2 separate regions of the Homo sapiens genome follow, and region 1 is linked to region 2. A link is an interaction called in ENCODE POLR2A ChIA-PET data of the cell type or tissue named here. Cell type or tissue: HepG2. All regions are shown on one strand. Each heading gives the region's core, and the rest is flanking DNA. Links, peaks and the distances in the headings are about the cores only.

Region 1 (8,000 bases), core at 1-8,000, 360 kb after region 2:
ATGCTGACCAGGCTGGTCTCAAACTCCCAACTTCAGGTGATCTACCCGCCTTGGCCTTCCAAAATGCTGGGATTACAGGCGTGAGCCGCTGTGCCCAGCCTCCAAACCTTCTTGATGTTTCTTGTTAGTGCCTAGCACACTGCCATCTTAGAGCCTTTGCTTTTTCCCTAGAAATCTGTGTGAATTGCTTTCTCATTAGTCCTTTAGGTCCTTGTTTACATACAATTTATCAGAAAGATTTTCTCTGACCACCTATAAAATAGTACTCTGCCCCTTCACTCTGTCCTTCTTACTTGCTGCTTTATTTTTCTTTACAGCACTTATTGCCACCTGACATTATTAGTTTGTTGTCCATTCCCACCCCATGAGGACAGAGATTTTGATTTGTTTGTGACTTTCCCTGGTGCCTAGAACAATGCCTGGCACACAGGGCTTAACTAAGTATTTATTGATTTAATACATGAATGAATGAATGTTTAGAATTGTCATAAATCAATATATGGTTTGATAGAAGAAATAATAACTAGTGTTTGATAACTCAGTAGGGTGACTAGTTTGCAAGAATCTACTGTACATTTCAAAATAGCTAGATGAGAATAATTCAGATGTTTCCAGCATAAAGAAAAAACAAATATTTAAGATGATGGATATCACAAGTACACTGATTTGATCTTTACAAATTATATAAATGTATGAAATTATATGTACTGTGAAACTGTACATGCTTAATGCATCAATAAAAATATTGTTCAAAAAGAATTGTAAACCATGGGAAATTTAATAGGAAAAGTTATTTTTGTTCTTGATACACAGGTATACAACTTTTTTCACTTTTGATTGTGGTAATTATTAATTAATTAGTTTGGGAACTTACCATGGAAGTTCCTAAATAGTGTATTTTCCCTAAAAACTGTCAGGATTAATATGTTAATGTAGAGCCAGTGTTCGAGGTATACTTTATGAGTCTTTAGGGAAACAGTTACTTCAGTAATATGTGATGCTTGTGTGTGAACTATTGAAGGTAAAAAGGACAACCTTGGCAACTTAGGTGGTTTTGTTTTGGTCTCAGATTTCTGGGTTTTTTCCTTCTGCTTGTCCACCTCCCTTCCCCCTCAACATACATGCTCTCATCCTAGAGTTTACTCTCTGCCTTGACTTTTTAGAGACCTAGGTTCTACTCTTTATTTTTTTTTTTTGAGACAGGGTCTTGCTCTGTCACCCAGGCTGGAATGCAGTGGCACAATCATGGCTCACTGCAGCCTTGACTTCCAGGGCTCAGGTGATTCTCCCACTTCAGCCTTCCAAGTAGCTGGACTACTTGCCACCACACTTGGCTAATATGTATTATTTGTAGAGATGGGGTTGCCATGTGTGCCCAGGCTGGTCCCAAACTCCCGGACTCAAGCGATCTGCACCCCACCCCCCCGCCACCAAGCCTCCCAAAGTGCTGGGATTACAGGTGTGAGCCACCGTACCTGACCCCCCCGCCCCCTTTTTTTTAAACTTCTTTTAATTCAGAAAATGCCAGGATCTCAGTCATGTAATCTTGTCTTATTGTGCTTTGGTGTAAATAAGTTTCTATGCCTTACTTCCCAACATTTGCATTTTAGAACTTTTACTCTAAATGGTAGCTTTCTTATCCATAAAAGAATTTCAAATAGATTAGGAGGAATAGGGGAAAGGGGAGGCAGGCAGCAAAGCCTGTCTTTTGTCCCTGAACTGATACTACCGCTGACATGAGATGGTTCTTTTAGGGTCTCTGAGGCAGGTAGGAGGAGTGGGAACAATGATTCCTGTTCTTTCTACCCCCAGAAACTCTGCTCCCCTTCTCCCCTTATAGATACCCATCGTTCTCATTCTCCCCCTCCCTTGAGGTGAAAACAAGGGCTGTGGCTTCTCAAGGAGTGTTCTCAAGAGGTTTGGCTTGTAGAGGAACTTGCCAGTAGCTGCCTTTATTTGCAGTCTTCTAACAGGGCCTTAATTTCTGCTTCATCTCTCCGGTCTGCTGGCCCTTCCAGCCCCCACCTAGTTCCCTTTATCATTCTGACCATAACTTTAACTTCCATCTCACCGTCTACCCTAAGAGTAGGAGGTAACTATAAGCCAGAGATCATTTTAATATTTTCTCCTCCTTGTACTTTGAACCTCTGGAAGTAGTTTTAGTTTTTCTGTTCCTGTGGCACGTGGGTGGGAGACAATCTAAATGGCTGGGTGTGTGTACTTCAAGAACTGATTAGCTGTGGGAGAGGCATGAGAGTTGTTTAGGCCATTGAATCTTGGACTGTGGGATAGAGGTTAACAGAATGTGGCAATTCAGGAGGCATTAAGGATCTTTCTAGGCATCAGTGGATGTGAATGTTAAATGGTATAGCTTATCTGGGAAGAAGTTGACATTGGTTGCTGGCTATCAGTATTGGAGGACTAGCAAAAAGAAACTTAAAAATCCTGTTGGAGCTGTTTAAAAGCAATAAAAATTTTTCATCTAACCACCATGCAGCATAATTACTGTAAAACCCTTGACATACACTGGTCCTTTTGTATGCTTAGCTTCCAGTTTTGTCCACCATAACACAATGTGGAGGGATTATTGCTTGGAAACAGGTATCCATTGGATACAGGGAGGCTGGCAACCAAGTAGTAAGTTCTTCTGCATCTGTGACCATTTTGGTCTTAAAATAATCTTTTCTCTGACACCCTATGATATAGTGTGCTAATGTGGGACTTGGGCTTTTTAAATGTTTAAGGTTCATGCAATACATTTTGAAGTATTTTGAATGGAGAAAAATGTTCTTTTGTTGGTTTTTGCCTTATAACCATACTGCTGGAAACTCATAAATCTAAAAAAGAGTAGGTAGCTACATGAGCCTGTAGTAGCTGTTTACCCAGTTTTTCTGAAACATTAACGTATTTAATAGAGTCAAAGTAAAGACTATTATCACATTAGAATGAAGGTATGCATGTATCTAATCCGTTTTTTTTTTTTCTTCTTAGACTGCCAAGGAAATCTGATGTGGAAAGGTGAGTATGGAAAAAAAAAACCCTTAAAGTCTCTTTATTGATCAATCTATGAGTGTTGGTGTGTGGGTATGGGTGGTGTAGGGCTGTGGATTGGAAACCTAGGCCCAAAGAGTCTAGAATGATTTTTCACACCATGTATTTAGGGAGTCCTGGGAAATGTAATTTCCTCACCCTTAACAATACTTGTTGTGAGACCAGTTCTAAATCTTCTGTTCTACAAACCTTTATTGAGTGACTGACCTGGTCAAGTCCCTAAGGGTGATATTAAGATAAAGAAGGTATAGTCTGTAAAGGAAGATGCTGAGGAGCAGCAGACTGGCTTTAGAAAGTTGACTGCCACGGGCATAGTGGCGGGCGCCTGTAGTCCCAGCTACTCAGGAGGCTGAGGCAGAATAATTGTTTGAACCCAGGAGGTGGAAGTTGCAGTGAGCCGAGGTCACGCCACTGCACTCTAGCCTGGGCCACAGAGCAAAACTTTGTCTCAAAAAAAAAAAAGAAAGTTGGCTGCTAATTTATCACTTGCAACAATGATGCTATTAAGTATCTTTAGAGAGTTGACATTTGCCTACTGCTCCTACTGTTACATAGTTAACATTTTGGTTCAGTTGGAGCTTGGAGCTTAAGATTTAACTTAAGGCTAAAATGTTTCCAGAGGCCAAAGGAACAAGCGAAATTAAAGTTTCAAAGAAATCATTTGATGGAGATTTAAATTGTAACTAAAGTATATGGTACTTGACCGTATCTTTGGCACTACTTATGCTCCTTGGTTGATTTTTTTTTTTTTATACCAAATCACTTGGCAACTTTTTAGCATTTCTTAATGGCAACACTCCATTGCCAACCCCAACTTAACTTTTTGATCGAATTAGAGATCAAGAAGGTAGAAGTGAAAGAGACAACTAGGGCAACCTGTGTTATGGTTTGGCTGGTCAGTATTAAAGGAGGAAAACGTTAAGTCAAGGATTTGTTCTGTCCGCTCTGGGGTATGAAGGGAAACTGGGCCTTTGAAAAACTGACTCATGTTGCCTAGCACTTGAGACAACATGGTGTCAGAAAACCATGTTACTATAGTTTACAAAGGGGGACATCTCCATTGTAGTAGAGGACTGCATTTGGGAAACCGAATTAATGATAGACAAGTGTGTTTGCTCTGTGAGAGGAGCAGAGACCTTGCATCCTCTATAAGCCATTGCTGAGTTAGAGTGAAAGGTACTGAGGTTCCCAGCCCTGAGATCTGCTGGATCTTAATGTGTGTTTAACATTTCTGCTATGTCTCAGTCTTGTCTTATGATCCTTCGTAGACACTGGCAAAGAGTCATAATTATGCCCTTGATTCTTCTCTTTATAGTACCACTAATCATATTGCTGGCCGATTTTTAAGAGAGCCTTTTAGGGTGCTTGTGGGCTATGTGTGCTCTCAGTAGGAGCTAGCCTCTAGCCTTCAGTCAGGATTGTACTTCAGCAAGAACTTTTACTTTGGTGCATTGCGTCATGGTGGTGGTATTGGCAAGATGCAGAGATGTGGACTGGATCTGCAGGTCATTGAACAGCTGTACTAAGATTAATAGGTCAGAGTCTACTTGGAGGGAGGTTGGTGTCCTGCTGGGTCTGGTCATCGGTCCTGGCTTGTTGAATATTTTTTTCAGTGTTTTAAAGTAAACCATAAAAGATATGATTATCAGTTTTATAGCTGCTATGAAGTTGAGAGATCTAGCTAACACGTTGATTGACATTAGTAAAGCTTTTGGGATTTTAGGATGAGATAAAAGTACTGATGAGTATTAGGGGAAAAGTAATAATAGTGAGTATAGGATAAAACTAGATATGGACAGACCTTTTATTTTTAGTACTCAACATAATTTCTTTAGCTTTGCTTGGATATTTTTTAATGTATCCAAGTTTGTCATTGAAATTAGTTTGGTAAAGAGTTACATAGTTAAGTTCTTTAATTGCTCAATCTTTCATGCTGGTGCAGGATGGGAACTGGTGCCCTTTTGTAGAATGAATACAGTTTCAGGCTTTGGTAAAGATCAGTTTCAATTCCTTTCACTTACCAAAAGGGTTACTAATTACTTACTAATTAAATTACTCCTAATTTCAGTTATGAACTTATAATTCATAACTCCTCATTTAATCCCTTCTGTGAAGCAGTTTACTTCTACCACCATATACTGAATTTAGTATATTTTTGTAAACAACTTTTATTACAATATAAAATTAATTTTAAAATGTGACTTATTGCTAAAACATTCTATTGGGTTTATTGCTCTGAGGTGAAAAAGCATATGCAGATAATATACAAAATGTGACAATAGTTCATATTTAGATAAATATTTTAGGTGGCTCATTTTGTAGTGGTTGTAAGCAAAGGCTGATTTATTTATTTATTTATTTTTGCTTAGCTGAAATAAATTGTGAAATACTGTTTCTAATATGTTGGTTCATTAAGAGTTGTTTTATTTTATAGGAAAATAGAAATAGTGCAGTTTGCTAGCCGGACACGCCAACTCTTCGTTCGATTATTAGCTTTAGTGAAATGGGCTAATAATGCTGGCAAAGTGGAAAAATGTGCGGTGAGTTAAACTTTTTATTTTACTTTGTATAAAATAACTTTTCGAATGTTATGATAGACATAGTTTTACATTTTAGCTTTAACTTATCCCTGCTGATTTGAGTGACATGTGAATAATCATATTTCTGAATGATAATGTATATTTCTGCAGAAACTTAGTATTTGTTTATGGACACCTGATCAGAAAGAAGAGGAGATAGCTGGAGACATCATTACGTGAGGAGACTTTAAATATGAGACTGGAACTAAAGGGGGAAAATTGTTAGTTTATATTCGTGCTATTCCTTAGAATTTGCAAGGTTCTCCCTTAAATTTTGCTTATGAATTCTTGACATCCTGTGAGAATGGCAGAGTTGGTTTTTTTTTTTTTTTCCAGTTTTACAGATGACAAAATGATAAGGTTCCTAGAAGTTACATGGCTTCTTCAAGGTCACAGAGGCTGATAACAGCATTTTTCTGTTTGTTTATCTACTAATTCTCTAAACCTCTAATAAGCACAGGGTATAGGGCACAGAGGATGGAATCTTCAATAAGGAATAGTCCCTGCCTTCGAGAACCTCATGGTCTTTTGACTGTTGAATCACTCTTTGGAATGCAAAGTGACATGCAGTGCAGTGTACCAAAGATGCTAAAATCTACCAAAAATAAAGTTTTATGCTATGTTCAAGAAGCGTTAAGGAGTAAAAACTTGATTGTTTTTCAGATTGTTCACTATTGGCATATAGAAATACTACTGATGTTTTGTATGTTGATTTTGTATTCTGCAACTTTACTGAATTTATCAGTTCTAATAGTTTTTTGGTGGGGTCTTTAGGCTTTTCCAAATATAAGATCATATCATCTGCAAACAAGGATAATTTGACTTCTTCCTTTCCAATTTGGATGCCCTTTCTTTCTTTCTTTTGTCTGATTGCTCTAGCTAGGACTTCCAGTACTATGTTGAATAATAGTGGTGAAAATGGGCATCCTTGTCGTGTTCCAGATCTGAGAGGAAGGGCTTTCAGTTTTTCTCCATTCAGCATGATAATTAGCTGTGGGTCCGTCAAATATGGCTTTTATTATGTTGAGGCATGTTCCTTCTATACCCAGTTTTTTGAGGGTTTTTATCATGAAGGGATGTTGAATGCTATTACATGTGTTTTCAGCATCAGTTGAAATGATCACATGGTTTTTGTTTTTCATTCTATAGATATGATGTATCACAGTGATTGATTTGTATATTTTGAACCATCCTTGCATCCCTGGGATAAATCCCACTTGGTCATGATGAACGATCTTTTTAATGTTTTGTTCAATTTGGTTTGCTAGTATTTTGTTGAGAGGATTTTTGTATTAATATTCATCAGATGTATTGGCCTGTAATTTTCTTTTTTTGATGTGTCTTTGTCTGGTTTTGGTATCAGGGTAATACTGGCCTTGTAGAATGAGTTTGGAAGTTTTCCCTCTTCCACTATTTTTTGGAATAGTTTAAGTAGGATTGGTATTAGTTTGTCTTTAAATGTTTGGTAGAATTCAGTAGTGAAGCCATAAGGTCCTGGGCTTTTATTTGCTGGGAGACAAATTATAATTAATATAATGAATTATAGCTCCATTCTTGTTACTTGTTATTAGTCTATTCGGGTTTTGAATTTCTTCATGGTTCAGTCTTCACAGGTTGTATGTGTCTAGGAATTTATCCATTTCCTCTAGATTTTCCAATTTATTGTCATATAGTTGCTTACAGTAGCCACTAATGATCCTTTGAATTTCTGTGGTATTAGTTGTAATGTTTCCTTTTTCATCCCTGATTTTATTCATTTGGGTCTTCTCCCTTTTTTTCTTTGTGAGTCTGGGTAAAGGTTTGTCAATTTTGTTCATTTTTTCAGAAAACCAGCTTCTTGTTTCATTGATCTTTTGCATTGTTTTCTTCATTTCAAATTCATTTATTTCTGCCCTGATATTTATTATTTCTTCTAATTTTGGTTTCAGGTTTCTCTTGCTTTTATAGTCTTTAAGATGCATCATTAGGTTATTTATTTGAAGTTTTTCTTCTTTTTTGATGTAGGCACTTATAACTATAAATTTATCTCTTAGTGCTGCATCCCATAGGTTTTGGTGTGTTGTGTTTCCATTATCATTTATTACAATAAATTTTTAAATTTTCTTCTTAATTTGTTCATTGACTCACCGTTCATTTGGGAGTGTATTGTTTCCGTGTGTTTGTATGGTTTCCAAAATTCCTCTTGTTGTTTTCTAGTTTTATTCCATTGTGGTCAGAGAAGATGCTTGATATTATTTCAGTTTTTCTGAATGTTTTAAGACTTGCTTTGTGGCCTAACATATGGTCTGTCCTTGAGAATGATCTGTGTGCTGAGGAGAAGAATGTGTATCCTGCAGCCTTTGGATAAAATGTTCCATAAATATCTATTAG
Region 2 (10,972 bases), core at 2,973-10,972:
CAGCAGCCAGATACAGGAGTATATAGTGTATTACTCCATTTATCCGAAGTTCAAAAATAGGCATAACATTCATTAAAAGACAGAGGTCAGGCTGGGCACGGTGGCTCACGCCTGTAATCCCTGCACTTTGGGAGGCCGAGGTGGACAGATCACTTGAGGTCAGCAGTTCGAGACCAGCCTGGCCAACATGGCCAAACTCCATCTCTACTAAAAATACAAAATTAGCCAGGTGTGGTGGTGTGTGCCTGTAATTCCAGCTACTCGGGAGGCTGAGGCAGGAGAATCGCTTGAACCCAGGAGATGGAGGCTGCAGTGAGCCAAGATCACACCACTGCACTCCAGCCTGGGCAACAGAGCGAGACTCCATCTCAAGAAAAAAAAAAAAAAAAGAGGTCAGGGTATTTGGGGTTTTACAGGGAGGAGGTAGAGGCATAAGGGAACCTTCCAGGGTGCTGGAAATATTCTGTATCTTGATCTGAATGACTACACAGATGTATATATTTTCTAAAAATTTATCAAGCTATACAATCTCATATTTGTGCATTTTACTGTAAGTTATATATCTCAGTTAAAATAAAATTTACAGTAGATAAGCCACTCAAAAGATAACATCACATCTTCTCTTGGCAGTCTAAGACACTGGTTCTCAAAGATCCCTGAGATCTTTTCAAGAGGTCAGAGAGGTCAAAATTGTTTTCTTAAGACTTTACTTGCCATTTTCACTGTCATTCTTTCTCAAGTGTACTATGGAGTTCTTCCAAAGGCTATATGACGTATTATATCGCAATAGATTGAAGGCAGAAGGAGGCAGAGAATCCAGTTGTCTTCTATTAAGCCAGATAGGAGATTTGTAAAACATGTAAAACAATGCCTCTCTTCTAATTTTTGTTCTGGAAAAGTTATTTTTCATAAAAATATCTAATTGACATGCAGTGGGGTTTTGTTACTTTTAAAAGCATACATAACTTTATTAAATGTCTGTTTTCATTTCTAATACAGTAAATCATCAATGGCTGTAACCCCACATAAACAAAAGCTCTCTGGGATCCTCAATAATTTAAGAGTATAAAAGCATCCTGAGACCAAGTTTGAGAATGACTCACCTAAGAAACAAAATAAGCTTCTTTTGCTAGTTCTCTTACAGTAAAATAAGAAATGAGGTATCAACATTTTCTCTGAAACCATCTGTGCCAGATAAAAATCACTATTACTGTATTTATCTGTGTATTTTCATCTTCAATTCGGAAAAAATAATTTCCCCCTAAATACTATTTCCCCTAGCAGGCTATATCACTTTTTAGCAAGTTATGTTATTAAAGCACTAGACTGCAGATGAAAACTTAACCAAACTTTAAGTTGCTCTGCCAACAAAGAAATTATACCCCTGGCTACAAAGTCTATGGTCCCTAAATTCACAGTACAAGCTGTGGGCCAAGCACAATTAACCCACAGGATTCTAAATAAAATAAAGCCCTTCAGACCACACAGGAGAAACAAGGGAGAGGAGACATTCAAGTTGTTGGATTGACAAGTAAATGGAGGAATATAACCAACTTCTAAACCCATTAAAGTGTTTACCTTCTCTGTTTTCCTTTACTTGACAATTTCTCTTGACTACAGATTTTTCCACATCTTTAGGAATAAAGATAAAATTTAAGAACTTAAAAAAGTAGTAGTTTAACTCACCTCTTGCCCAACATCTTGGTTTTACAGAGTCATGAAGACCCAAGAGGTTAGCTAAGTGATTTAACACAGGGAGTTGGGTAACTGGAACTAAAGCACAGCTCTTGACCAGGCGCGGTGGCTCATGCCTGTAATTCCACCACTTTGGGGGACCAAGGCAGGCTGATCAGCTGAGGTCAGGAGTTTGAGACCAGCCTGGCCAACATAGTAAAATCCCATCTCTACAAAAAATACAAAAATTCGCCGTGGGTGGTGGTGCCTGTAATCCTAAGCTACTTGAGAGGCAGAGGCAGCAGAATCACTTAAACCCAGGAGGCAGACGTTGCACTGAGCTGAGATCACACCACTACACTCCAGCCTGGGCGGCAGAGCGAGACTCTGTCTCAAAAAATCAATAAAATAAAAAAATAAAACACAGATCTTGTGACTCCAAGTCCAGTACCCTTCCACTGACTACATTCTCACTTAAAATAGTAAAGCTAACCTCCAAAATAGGAAGCAATGAAATAATTACAATTAAACCATCAGATTATTCACCTATGTTTGTATATCAAAGTATTTTAGGGCAAAATAACATCTACACAAACCAAGGAGAGGCTACAATTAATGCTCTCTGGATGCCAGTCTAACCCCTTGCGGGGAGCGGGGGGGAAGATGACACTTGTGCTTTGATAATCCACTGTTTAAGGAACCACATTGAGAGAGTAGTCATTCTGTAACCCAGATTCCCTTCTCTCAATGACCTTTCAACAGACCTCAACAGACAGCAGCTCTCAGTGAGGAAAGGGAATTGGAGGTGGCAGGAAAAGTTGAAAGGAAGACAATAGAGGTGTTTTGCTTTTTAGCTCAGTACTCCATTCTGTGGCAGAAAAGCCAAACTCAAATTAGCAGCACCTCCCTCATACCATGGGAGCACCCCATTGATCTCCTTCCTTTATTCCATTCCCTAATCATTATTTCTTATCTTTCAGAAGAACGGTTAAAATACCATCTCAATCCCCCGACACTCAACTCTCCAACACATCTGCCACGAATGCCATCAGAATTATCTTTCAAAAACAAACACAAATCTAATGTCTCCTTTCACTTAAACTTCAAAGTACATCTCTCATTACCTTAACAGTAAAAGGCAAATGTCCTAACATGGCACTCAAGGTTACCCCTTGTGATTTTAGCTTCACTCAAACTACCTTTCAGTTCCATCTCCCATAACCCCTCCCCTCCCAGTATCTCTAGTGTTCCTTGCACACTCTCCTACTAGTTCTTACTCTGAAAACACTATACTTTCACACTTGCATTGCTCCATTTCAAATAATGGTTCTCAATTTTGCCCCCAGGGCACAACTGGCAATGTCTGAAGACATATGAGTGGGGTAGGGGCTATACCACTGGCATCTTGTGGGTAGAAGCCAGGGCTGAGTAGGACAGCACCTCACAACAAAGACTTATCTGCCCCAAACTGTCAATAGGGTTAAAAAACCCTGCCTGATCTCAAGTTGATCCCTCTGACCGGAAGTCCCTGCTCTAATTAATAGGGCCATGAAAATAGGACATCTTTGAAGACCTCACCCAATGCCAAACAATGATTTCTCCATCTCTCCTACTACACTTTTCACACCTCCACTTAATACAGCTGTAATTGCACTGTATAACTGTCTGGTTCACCATACTTCAGAGCCTTGAAAGCAGAGAATCATCTTTATATACCCTCTGGTGCCTAAAATGGCACAGGTTGAGCATCCCTTATCTGAAAAATCTGGAATCCAAAATGCTCCAAAATCTGAACTTTTTTTTTTTTTTTTGAGACGGAGTCTCGCTCTGTCACCCAGGCTAGACGGAGTGCAGTACCGCGATCTGGGCTCACTGCAACCTCCACCTCCTGGGTTCAAGGGATTCTCCAGCCTCAGCCTCCTGAGTAGCTGGGATTACAGGTGCACACCACCATGCCTGGCTAATTTTCATATTTTTAGTAGAGACGGGGGTCTCACCATGTTGGCCAGGCTGGTCTCGAACTCCTGACCTCAAGTGATCTGCCCGCCTCAGCCTCCCAAAGTGCTGGGATTACAGGGGTGAGCCACCGCGCCTGGCCCCAAATTTCGGATTTTGAATTTTCACTCACCCGCAAGTAATATTCCAAATATTCCAAAATATGGGGAAAAAATTACAAAATCGGAAACACTTCTGATCCCAAATATTATGGATAAGGCGTACTAACTGAATCTATATTAAATCAATGAATTCAATTCAATCACAGTAAGGTAGCACTGACATGATTCTCCTTCCCATAATGCACCGAGGATAACAAAGCAATCCTCAGCTGACATTGATATGGCTCAGATAACGACATGCACTGACATCAGACAAGAAACACACCAGGCACGGTGGCTCACACCTGTAATCCCAGCACTCTGGGAGGATGAGGCAGGTGGATCACCTGAGGTCAGGAGTTCGAGACCAGCCTGGCCAACATGGTGAAACCCCATCTCTACTAAAAATACAAAATTAGCCGGGTATAGTGGCACCCACCTGTAATCCCAGCTACTCAGGAGGTTGAGGCTGGAGAATCACTTGAACCCAGGAGGCGGAGGTTGCAGTGAGCCGAGATCACGCCATTGTACTGTAGCCTGGGCAACAAGAGTGAAACTCCATTTCAAAAAAAAAGAAAAAAGAAATACACCTGTAGTCACTACAGTAGGTTCCTCCTCCAACACTCAGTCTGGCCCCACAATCCCTCTTGCCTCAGCTCAGCATGCTCCAAGTCAACTCTTAAGAATCCTGGATAATTAATTATATCTACAAAGGACACAGTAAACAGATAATATACACACTAATTAAATGAGTAAATGAGATTTTCTATATTTTCAAAAGTCTGGACAAATGCTGTACATAGCCAGTATCCTCCTTTCACATTCCCGAAAATGTGAGAGAAGTCAAAAATTTCAAAAACGACAGTCACCTTTTTAGGGGTTTTTCCCACTCACAGAGTACAGAAACTTTTATTTCTAATTATACCCTCACCTTTCAAATGTAAACTTCATCATACATTTGCCTCACTTAATTCCTATTTCATTCTAATTATTGCATTCACTATTTGCACAAAGCCAACTAACCTAACCAATGAGCACAACCTAATCCAGTAAGGTTTAAGATTCATATCCCTAACCAGTTCCCTCTGTCTCAAGGATATTTAAGACCTCCAGGTAGGCCAGGCATGATGGCTCATGCCTGTAATCCCAGCACTTTGGGAAGCCGAGGCAGGCGGATCACCTGAGGTCGGGAGTTCAAGACAGCCTGACCAACATGGAGAAACCCCAACTCTATTAAAAATACAAAATTAGCTGGGTGTGGTGGCGCATGCCTGTAATCCCAGCTACTCAGGAGGCCGAGGCAGGAGAATCACTTGAACCCAGGAGGCGGAGGTTGTGGTGAGCCGAGATCGCGCCATTTACTTTTTTGTTTTCTGCTCATTCTTATAAAAAGGCAAAATACATCTGAACTTGCACATAAACACAAGATACTGCCGTACAAATACAGCAAAGCTGCTGAAACCAAACTATTCTCAGGCAATACCACCTTGCAATAAAAAGAAATCCCTTTCATCAGCTAATGTACAGAAGTTTGAACCTGACTTAAGGAAAGGAGGTTCAGAGTTGTTAACATATAGTGTATCAAATAGGAGGTCAAGCACAGTGGCTCAGGCCTATAATCCCAGCAACACTGGGAGGCCAAAACAGGAGGATTGCTTGAGGCCAGGAGTTTGAGACCAGCCTGGGAAACACAGTCAAACCCCTGTTCTCTAACAAAAATTAACCAGGTGAGGTGATGTCGGCCTGTGGTCCTACTTACTCGGCAGGCTGAGGTGCGAGGATGCCTTGAACCCAGGAATTCCAGGCTACAATGAGCTATGATTGCGTCACCACAATCCAGCCTGAGTGACAGCGAGACCCCTCCTCTTAAAAAAAAAAATCACTGCTCTTAACTAGGGGCTGGCAAACTATGGTAACAGACCAATTCCAGCCTCCTGTTTTTGTACAGCTCACAAGGTAAGAATGGATTTCACACAGAACGTCTGCAATCAATTTGATGACAGGGAACACTGAACTTTACCCAATAAAGCAAAATACTGTATTACCTCCCCTCCACACACACACACCAAATTGTTTTTCTCATTAGACCTAAGTTATACATAACTGTATTTAATTATATTTTTTATTTCACCAATAAAAATTTTACCCAATGTCCTCAATTTTGCCTCTTAGCCCACAAAGTCCAAAGTATTTACTATGTGGCCCTTTACAGAAAAAGTTTACTGATCCCTGTGCTCTGAACTCCAGAGATGTTACCAAGCAGAGCAACCAAAACTTTGTACACTACACCTCGACCAGAGAGAAAACACTGTTAGGCAGAAATGGGTTCAATACTATACGGTAACTTCCATGCTCTCTGGGGTCCAAGTTAATAATGAGCGGCCTTACTTAGGAGTTCTAAGTAACCAGTTAACAGAAAAGACTAGAAATGAGAGATGTAACCAACAGCCTCAACTTATAACTCTCAATAGCCACCAAAGTCAGCAGGAATAAAATGGACATCAAGGATACTAACAGGAGGCTTCGCCACTCCCTTTTTCCTTTCCACCCAATTCACAGGCTCTGTAGAAGATGGGATCTAATATGCACGATCACCAGCTCAAACTCATCCCAAGGAAAACAATTCCTTTGATTATGGTTGACTAACATGGTGTTCAAAGCTCACATGATTAATAAGAATAAACTGTAGGGTGCCATAAAATGAAGATGAATCAATTCTGTACAAGAGGTTGGAGGTACTGCAAGTTAAATACTGCCCCAGATTTTCCCATTCAGGTAATCAAATGGTTATTATAAACAGTATTATTCTAGGTGCTCTGTAATATACAAAGGTAAAGGACAGAATCCCTGACCTTATTATCCATTACCAGGGAGACAGTTTAATGTTAATTTTATGAGTGACTACAGAGAATTTAATAATTAATGTGATTTGACACATATAGATATAGCTTCATAAAGAAGGTAGTCTATGGCATGCTATCTTGGTCAAGTTACTTCACCTTTCACCTCTTTGAGCCATTTTTTTCATCTGAAAAATGAAGGGTCTGACTAGAAAGAATTGAGATCTCTTCCAGGATTTCTCATTGTAATGAGATTAGTAAGAAAAGTGACTCCCAGAAGTAAAAAGATTTAGCAAAAAATAAGTAAAATAGCAAGAATGTGATAAACTATATTCATCCAACAGTTACTAAATGTCTATATGCCAGGCACTTTCTAGGTGCTAAGGATATTATCACTGACTTAGAATGAAAGCCACTAACCTTAAAGATAGAATTGTGAGGACAAAATTAATCAAAACACCTAAACAAAGTAAATTAAATAGAAAAACACACTGTATAGAGATAATAGAGCATCAATACAGCAAAGGAATGGCAGGAGTAAGGGGTGACACCAGAGTATGTAATTTCTGGTCAAAAATTAACAGCATCAGAAGTACAGCTATTCCTAAAGCCAGTATGCCAAGAATTCCAAAAGAACCTATTTCTACTATACTTGACATTTGGGCTCACTGGAGAAAACTGGAGTTCAGAATGAAATTCTATTTAGTGACAAAAAAAATTCAATTGGCATATACCATAACAAAGTTTTTTTAAATAACAACTTAATCCAATCTCTCCTACGAGGTACATAAAAGAATGCCAGAAAACTAGCACTAAAGACTTTAGAGATCAGCTAGTCCAGCCCACCTCACTTCATATGTTAGCTTCTAGACAACAGTAATCTCTAGAACAGTGCCTAGCACACAGCAGATGCCCCAGAAGTATTTGTTGAACGGATTAAAAAGGAAACAAATGTCTTAACAGATATTAATGTTTATAGTAGAGCTGGAACCGTAACACCGAGAAGGTGCTAAGTGACAATAAATTTGATATATATGTGCACATATACTGTATATAATACATGTGAGTGTGGAATCCCTGTCTCTTCTAGTGTTTGAGCTTTTCACTACATGTTTGTGTTTCAGTCTGGAATTTTTGACTGTGTGACTAACAAAACGAAACTCAAACAAGAGTACTGCTGCCTAATGGTGGAACACATGACATGCAAAGGGTCTCAATTCTCCCCTTTCCCTAAAAGGGACTGCAAAAAAAAACCTCTGGTTACACATCAGACTCACCTATAGAGCAAATATATATTTTGAAAAAGCTCCACAGATGATTGATACACAGAGGTGGTAGAAAATCCTTGTTAGGCAGTGATTGAGAATAAAATTGAAAATCCATTTGCTGCCAAATATAAGATATGTGTGTATACACACGTTGAAGACACCAAGATTTAGCATGAGTATCTTTGAAGAATAAATTTTAGGTAAGCGATCTCATCCTAACAATATACTTTTTCACAAGTTATTCTTTAAAAGTATATTACAATGGTCATCACTTTATAATCCACAATAAATTATAAATTCAATGCCCAATATAGGTAAGTGTTAGAAGTTTTAAGTCTTTTTCCTTATTACATCAACTTTTTTCATGATCCTTATAGTCTCATTTTCTATAATTTAACAAAAAGATCTTTGGGGAATCTTGTGTCACACTAAGAATGCTCATAGGGCCGGGCCCAGTCGCTCATGCCGGGAATCCTAACACTTCGGGAGGCCCAGGTAGGCAGACAGCTTGAGCCCAGCAGTTCAAGACCAGCTTAGGCAACAAGGCAAAACCCATCTCTATAAAAGAGAAAAAAAATACAAATAGCCAGGCATGGGAGCACCTGTAGTCCCGGCTACTCAGGAGACTAAGGGGAGAGGATCACCTGAGCCCAGGAGAGGTGGAGGCTGCAGTGAACCGTGACCACTCCAGCCTCAGTGACAGAGTGAGAATCTGTCTCAAAAAAAAAAAAAAAAAAAAAAAAAAAACCCTCATAGATCCTAAACTCCTATAGGCTTCCCTGCTGCCATGCCCCCACCATGCAGAATTTGGTCCAATGGACCAAGGGGATTAAGAGACAGAAACTCCAAATAAATGTCTGTTATTGTTATTTCATTCGTTCCATAAAACAATTATACATCAATCCCAAAACAACACAAAATTCAAAACGCTTAATCAAAATCAAACTGATTTTGACTAAGACAAATAAAACTCTAAATTCTCAAACTGAGATAACAGAATTTCATGTGACACTAAACGGTAATTTGTGGGATCATTTAAATAAATTACTAGGAGACAAATGCATAGTTTCTACACCTTTTAGGAATGTTGTGTAATATTTTGTCATAAACGCACCAACTAAACTATCACCCTGAGCACGCTGGAAGATATATGGAAGGGGAGAAACCTATTTGCCACATAGCTTTTAACATCTCCCTTGGGCAACCAAGATATTTATCAAATTGGAGACTATCTTGATAGTCTTAAAAACTAAACTATATCTTAACTTACTCTGGTACGAGAAACAAACCAAAAGCTCTAAATGCTTTTTTAAAAATAGCAATCAGTGTCATTTCACTAACATAGCACAGTAGTCGAAGCACCACTGGTTGAACCTGACAGACCTCAGACCCATCGTAAGGCAATAAATGGAAAATGCTTAACAGTGCTGACAGACAATTAATGCTCAAATGATAATCATGCTAATAACTGAAAACAATTGAGAAAAAAATCCATTTTCTTATTTATCCACTTGAAAGTTCTAACAACATGATAAAAACAATAGCCCAGTGGTTTTCAACTCCAAATGCATGTAAGAATCATCCACAATGCTTTTAAAATATACCTTTGCCCAGGCTCCCTATCAGACCAATTAATCAGTCTCTGGGGGTGGAACCCAGGGATCAGTTTTTTTGTTGTGGTTGTTTTTTAACCCCGCCAAGTGATTCTCATGTCCAGTCAGGGTTGAGGTCCAATGCACTAACTCTTTCCCAAATATTAACGTTAAACTCTATGTTAAAATAATACAAGAACTTAGCAATACACAGGATGGCTTTCAAAAACACAGCTCCTAAAAGAACCAAATGACAACTAAAATCCGGTTTTTTCCCTTTTTGAAAAAAAAAAGAAAAACAATTCAAGACTCAGAAAACATACCTACAAGAGGGGAAACATAATGTAGGCTACCATAAAAAGTAATACGTTCTTTCAGAATAAAAATCAACTAACTCAATCTCAGGATAAGACCCCCCTCACCTTCACTGCCCAAAAGACTTAGAAGAACACTAATCCATTAACACACACTGCTAGATATTTCAAATAACTAATTCTTAACATCTGTTTTAAACAAAGATTGGTTTTAATACTAAAATTTTGAAACTAAAACGTTAGAAATTGATCTTATTAAATAAAAATAAGCTCAAAGACACTTGTTGTGTGACCAACTAATCAAGAACTGGATGATTAGCAAATTCATGACAAACATCCATTTCAAAACCATAAGCTGCATTATTACCACCATGTCAAAGAAAAATCTCTGAGAAGATAGCAAAGAAATCTCATACCTTAAGATATTAAAAACAAGACTCTGGAAGAAAAAAGATCTAAAGTAAATCCTACTTGAGCATTCCATAGATAAAACATGAGAACTGGGAGGTCGACACGGGCGGATCACGAGGTCAGGAGATCGAGGCCATCCTGGCTAACACGGTGAAACCCCGTCTCTACTAAAAATACAAAAAATTAGCCGGGCGTGATGGCACGCGCCTGTAGTCCCAGCTACCAGGGAGGCTGAGGCAGGAGAATCCCTTGAACCCGGGAGGTGGACGTTGCAGTGAGCCGAGATCGTGCCACTGCACTCCAGCCTGGGCGACAGACAAAAAAACAAACAAACAAAACCATGAGAACTATGGACTATGGAACACCAAACTAGAGACCCCAATAACCTGGTGAAAGGTAAAATCTGCCCTTCAATGTTCCTTCCTGAAGTAACTTAAGATTCTCACATGTACTGTTGCTGGTGCTATTACTCCCTCCAGAAATTCTCAGAAACTACCAAGGTCAGCAAACAAAAGAAACATGAGAACGCTGATAACCAGAATTACAAGTTACATGTTCATGCAAAAAAATACAAGAAAAGGGGTAGAGAGAATTCATATAGTCCAAACGTCCTATTTTTAAATTAGAGAAAATAAAACAGTAAAATACCAAAGACATTTTGAGTTCACCTGTGGAACACCAATTCCAAATACTTCAAGCTTTCACTCCACCCAAAAGCTGGAACGATAAAGTTTAAAGGGTTAAAGTTAGATGTATGACACAGCACATGAGTTTAAA

The links. Peaks named below come from ENCODE experiments on the same cell type or tissue, not always from the same donor. Only the 100,000 strongest peaks of a DNase experiment are listed, where the experiment ranks them.
Region 1: POLR2A ChIA-PET joins it to region 2 with 10 read pairs; 16 of 35 experiments call an interaction of 5 or more read pairs at or near these places.

Annotation. Positions count from the first base shown.
Region 1 is chrX:40,724,337-40,732,336 of GRCh38, reverse strand. MED14 (mediator complex subunit 14) reads left to right here. Exons shown (of 31, transcript NM_004229.4): 2 at 2,992-3,018; 3 at 5,486-5,591. Among named protein-coding and RNA genes, the nearest start is that of MED14, 7.2 kb to the left of the region's middle. RefSeq lists a silencer at 1,917-1,966. In HepG2, for the core only: no CTCF peak of the experiment used is centred there; no DNase peak of the experiment used is centred there.
Region 2 is chrX:41,087,557-41,098,528 of GRCh38, reverse strand. All of the region lies in intron 1 of USP9X (ubiquitin specific peptidase 9 X-linked), which reads right to left. Among named protein-coding and RNA genes, the nearest start is that of USP9X, 7.6 kb to the right of the region's middle. In HepG2, for the core only: no CTCF peak of the experiment used is centred there; a DNase peak (open chromatin) is centred at 7,758; H3K4me3 peaks cover 2,596 bases.